2 separate regions of the Homo sapiens genome follow, and region 1 is linked to region 2. A link is a loop called in an ENCODE intact Hi-C map of the cell type or tissue named here. Cell type or tissue: HepG2. All regions are shown on one strand. Links, peaks and the distances in the headings refer to the core of each region. The heading gives the core; the rest is flanking DNA.

Region 1 (2,828 bases), core at 305-2,804, 56 kb after region 2:
AGCATTTGATAAAATTCAACATCCCTTCATGATTAAAAAAAAAAGAAGCCCTCATAAAACTTGTGTATAGAAAGAACATGCCTCAACATAATATAAACCATATATGACAGACCTACAGATAGTATCATACTGAATGGGGAAAAACTGAAAGTCTTTACGATTTGAAACACAACAAGGATGCCCACTTTCACTATTGTTATTCAACATAGTACTGGAAGTCCTAGATAGAGCAATCAGACAAAAGAAATTAATAAAGAGCATGGAATTGGAAAGGAAGAAGTCAAATTATCCTTGCTTTCAGATGATATGGTCTTATATTTGGAAAAACCTAAAGACTCCATAAAAAACTATTAGAACTGATAAATTCAGTAAAGTTGAAGGATACAAAATCAACATACAAAAATCATTAGCATTTCTATATGCCACCAGTGAACAATCTGAAAAAGAAATTAAAAAAAGTAATCCAATTTACAATAGCCACAAATAAAATGAAATACTTAGGAATTAACCAAAGAAGTGAAAAATCTTTATAATGAACACTATAAAACACTGATGAAAAAAAGTAAAGAGAACACCAAAACATGGAAAGATATTCCATGTTCTAGGAATCAATGTTGTTTAAATGTTCATACTACCCAAAGCAATCTACAGATTCAATGCAATCCCTATCAAAATAACAATGACATTCTTCACAGAAATTGAAAAGTCTTAAAATTTATATGGAACCACAAAAGACCCAGAATACCCAAAGCTACCCTAAGCAAAAACAAAAAACAAAACTGGAGGAATCACATTACCTGACTTCAAATTATACTACAGAGCTATGGTCACCAAAACAGCATGGTACTGGCATAAAAACAGACACATAGACCAATTGAACAAAATAGAGAACCCAGAAACAAATGCATACACCTACAGTGAACTTACACCTACAGTACATACACCTACAGTGAACTTACACCTACAGTGAACAGTAAAGTGACAAGAAAATACACTGTGGAAAAGATAGTATCTTCAATAAATGGTGCTAGGAAAACTGGATAACTATATGCAGAAGCATGAAACTAGATCCCTATCTCTAGCCATATACAAAAATCAAATCAAAATGGATTAAAGACTTGAATGTAAGACCTCAAACTATGCAACTACTACGAGAAAACATTGGGAAAAATCTCCAGGACATTGGTCTGGGCAAAAATTTCTTGAGTATTACCCCACAAGCACAGGCAACCAAGGCAAAAATGGACAAATGGGATCACATCAAGTTTTTTAAAATGTCTGCACAGCAAAGGAAACTATAAACAAAGTGAAGAGACAACCCACAGAATGGGAGAATATATTTGCAAACTACCCATCTGACAAGGAATTAATAACCAGAGCTCAAACAACTCTAAAAAAAAGAGCTGAAACAATTCTATAAAAAATCTAATAATCTAATCAAAAATGGGCAAAAGATTTGAATAGATGTTTTTCAAAAGAAGACATACAAGTGGCAAACAGGTATATGAAAAGGTGCTCAATGTCATTGATCATCAGAGAAATGCAAATGAAAACTACAATGAGATATCATTTCACCCCAGTTAAAATGATTTTTATCCCAAAGACAGGCAATAACAAATTCTGGCAAGGATGTGGAGAAAAGGGAACTCTTGTACACTGTTGGTGAAAATGTAAATTAGCATAATCACTATGGAGAACAGTTTGGAAGCTCCTCAAAGAACTAAAAGTTGAGCTACCATATGATCCAGCAATCCCACTGCTCGTTATATAACCAAAAGAAAGGAAATCAGTATATTGGAGAGATATTCTGCACTCCCATGTTTATTGCAGCACTGTTCACAACAGCCAAGATTTGGAAGCAACCTAAGCACCCATGATGAATGGATAAAGAAAATGTGGTACTTATACACAATGGAGTGCTATTGGGCCATAAAAAAGAATGAGATCCAGTCGTTTGCAACAACATGGATGGAAATGGAAGGCATTATGTTAAATAAAACAAGCCAGGCACAGAAAGACAAACATCACATGTTCTCATTTATTTGTGGGATCTAAAAATCAAATTAATTGAACTCATAGAGAGAGGAAGATTGCCAGAGGATGGGAGGGGTAGGGTAGGTGGGGGGTGAGGGGGAGGTGAGGATGGTTAATGGGCACAAAAAAATAGAAAGAGTAAGACCTGCTATTTGACAACACAACAAGGTGACTATAGTCAATAACTTGATTGTATATTTAAAAATAAGTAAAAGAATATAATTGGATTATTTGTAACACATAAAATAAATGCTTGAGGGGATCACCCCATTCTCCATGATGTGATTATTACATATTGCATGCCTGTATCAAAACATCTCATGTACCCCATAAATATATATACCTACTATGTACCCACAAAAGTTAAAAATAAAAAAATGTAAATCAACTGTAAAAAATAAATTTAAAAATGAGCAAGAAAAAGCAGGTAACAGTAAATATAGTAAGTAGATACAGCAGAATTAGCCATCAACTAAGTGAAGGTATATGAGCAATAATCTAAAATATTGTAAGATAAATACATTCGAAATGGTTAAAGAGACAAACCAAAGAATAGAAACTGTAACAGAAGAATAAAAACATAAAACAGAAGTTGAAAATGAGTATAATTTTTTCAAAAGCCAGTGAAATGAAATACCGAATGAACCAATTAAACAGAAGATGGATCTTTACTGAAGAGGTAAATCTGAGAGAATGAACCAGAAACCAAGACAGAGAGTATAACAGAGGGAGTAAGCCAGGAAGGCATGAGATGTGAGAAACAAAGAAAGAAACTCAGGATCAGGGAGGAAACA
Region 2 (2,828 bases), core at 225-2,724:
AACTCAGGGACGGGTGGAAACAGGAACTGGGAGTATACCTGGAGCCAGTTTCTCCCTCTCTTCCTCCTTCCCTCCCTCCTTTCTTCTTTTTCTCCTTCTAACTCCCTCCCTCTTTCTCTCCCCCTCCCTCCTTCCTTTCCCTCCCTACTTTCATTATCTCTTCCTTCCTCTGTCTCTCCTTCTCCCTCTCCTTCCTCCAGAGGCATCCAGTAGAGGCCAGGTGTGCTACTAAACGTCCAGGACAGGCCACCACAACAAAGAGTTGTGCAGCCCTAAATGCCAGTAGTGCTGAGACTGAGAAACCTCACTACTGGCAATGGGGAGCCACTCGAGGTTTTTGAGCAGGGAAGTGTCAAAAGGATGTGGGTGTCGATGTGCTCATAAACCTGATCAAAGTTAAGTAGCATGAGGACATCTTACTTTATGCAGTGGGGAGACTCCCAGAAAGCTTTGAGACAATCAATATTTTAGAAATGCAATCCTATCTTAAACTAGGGCAGCTGCTAATGAGAAGTCCAGGGATCTGTGGTGCCCGGTTTGAGAAACTCAGCTCTCCTGCCCCATCTCCTTGGCCAGCCTTTCAGAGGGAACTCAGAGTGTCTGTCATAGATTGATTCACCTCTGCTGTGTTTTCGTACATCTGAAAAGGGTCACTTCAAGGTTAGGACTTCATCTGGTCTTGCAAAAGGGGAGAGTTCAAAGTTTAACCTAATTTTTCATATGAGATGAATGTCACATGGTTGTGGGAAATACAGTAAATTATAGGAAAAGTCCTTGGCAGAGATCTGGAAGCCTTGACTGTGCTGCTGACCTGGGTGACGCAGGATAGGCTGCCTGCCCTCCAGCCTCTCAGTTAACCCTGGGCAAACACTAGACTAGACCTCCAGAACCCAGCCACATGTAGCTGGAAGGGACTTTAGCTCTCTCTTCTGTGAACATAAAGTAGCTAAACAAACAAACAAACAAACAAACTGCCTCTGACCCGAAGATTCCTTTTCAAAGCAAAAGAATAAAATTCTGATTTTTAATATGAATAATAAAATGACAAATTGAGGCAATAAGGTTTCCATCTATACCACTGCTTCTCAATAAAGGAAACTTCACCCCCCCACCTCCCCCTGACCCCTGGGGGACATTTGTCAATGCCTACAGATATTTGTGATTTGTCCCAGCTGGGAGTGCTACTGGCATTTAGTGGGTGGAGGCCAGCGATGCTGCCAAACATCCCACAATGTACGAGGCAGACCCCCACAACAAAGAATTTTCCAGCCCAAAATGTTAATCAGTAGTGCCGAGGCTAAGAAATCATGATGTATACTGGTAAGAAAAAGCAAAAATTCTCAACTGCAGCATGTCATAAACGGTACTTTTCCTTCTTACAGTTTCGATCCCAGGCTGAGCTGATATTAATACATCTGGGTGGTGTCTACATTGACCCATCAAAACATATCTGGTATAAAACCACCAGAGAATACTGCCTTCCAGATTCAGCAGCTATGAGACAAATAACATCCTGTTCATTTAGAAAGAGCTGTGTTGAGAGATACTTGCTAAATGCCTGAGATCTTTCTGGATGACTCTTCTTGCTCTTGTTTTTGCAAAGTAGCCATTCCTGGGCCATTTGTCAAACATACCTTATCTCGTGTAATATCATCTTTTTTGTTTGGTGTGGTTTTTGAATTCCAGGCAGACCGTGCCTAGTGTAATAGTCTTGGACAGACATTCTTCCTGTCTGGAGTATTTTCTTCCTGTCTAGAATATTTTAGTTACTGCCCTCAAGTTTTCAAACTGTTCTTTCTCTAAAAAGATATTCTTGCAAATCAGTGAACTTCAGAAAATGGAAAAAGCCGACCAGTGAATTTTAAGATACGGTATATTTCAATGAAAGAGTAGACATAATAAGTAGAAGCCAAATAAAATGGGCTCAGAGCATGCCCTCAGCATTTACACGTAGCCTTCTGTCTAGAGATTGTCCTTGTGGATCCAAAAGAAAATTGAACAATATATCGGTCGTGAAAATAAACAATGGCCCATCACCAAAAAGGAAAGTAGGCAATGGGCCTAAAATAATGTTTCACTTTACATCCTTGCTCTATTCTCATTTTGTTTTATTTTTTGGGGACTGTGTGGGGACACTGGGTGCTACTTGCTCTTCGAGACGTCTATGCATTTATTTGGCTGGACAGAACAGATCAAAGGCAGTAGGGATACTTGTTGGGAAAGGATGTTGGTAAATATGGACAGTGATAATAAGCATTAAAATGCAATCCTGATGTGCTCAATTATTTTTAAAAATATTGGCAAAAAAAGTGAAATTTTAGAAAATCTGTGATTAGCCTATCCTGTTTTTCCTGAAACAATAGGCCAGTTTATATTTTGTCAATATGCATTCTGTCCACGTGTAGTAAACATGTAGCCACTCACTTAATTTCTAAATATTGCATTTTCATTTTTACCCCAAGATATAGGGATATTTAAGATGAGGTTATTTCATCCACTCAAGATGTTTCAGAGACCAACGTGATGTCATTCCTTTTTTTTTTTTTTTTGAAACACCATTTGCCAGAAAAGAATGCCTTTCAAAACCTAAGCCCACCTTCATTGGCCTTTGGTTATGCTGTTTTCTCTTCTGTAAATGTCTTCCTCAAGTCATCTGCTCTCCAGTCAACACCATCACTTCCCCACCTGCTCAATCTTTCCCAGGCTGGTGAATTCCTATCCATCCTTCAAAGCCCAGTTCAATATCCCCTTCCGCAGACTTCTAGGAAGAATTTATTATTCTCTCCATTATACTACCATAGGATCTCCTACGTGTTCTGCTGTATCAC

Evidence for each region. A loop is a pair of places that touch in the nucleus more often than their neighbours do. Peaks named below come from ENCODE experiments on the same cell type or tissue, not always from the same donor. Only the 100,000 strongest peaks of a DNase experiment are listed, where the experiment ranks them.
Region 1: a loop joins it to region 2, with 2.2 times the contacts of the local background. A loop is called at or near these places in 2 of 110 quality-filtered maps.

What each region holds. Positions count from the first base shown.
Region 1 is chr7:29,543,736-29,546,563 of GRCh38, forward strand. The region is part of intron 1 of PRR15-DT (PRR15 divergent transcript); the gene reads right to left. Among named protein-coding and RNA genes, the nearest start is that of PRR15-DT, 19 kb to the right of the region's middle. In HepG2, for the core only: no CTCF peak of the experiment used is centred there; no DNase peak of the experiment used is centred there.
Region 2 is chr7:29,487,579-29,490,406 of GRCh38, forward strand. The region is part of intron 7 of CHN2 (chimerin 2); the gene reads left to right. Among named protein-coding and RNA genes, the nearest start is that of PRR15-DT, 75 kb to the right of the region's middle. In HepG2, for the core only: no CTCF peak of the experiment used is centred there; DNase peaks (open chromatin) are centred at 745 and 1,613.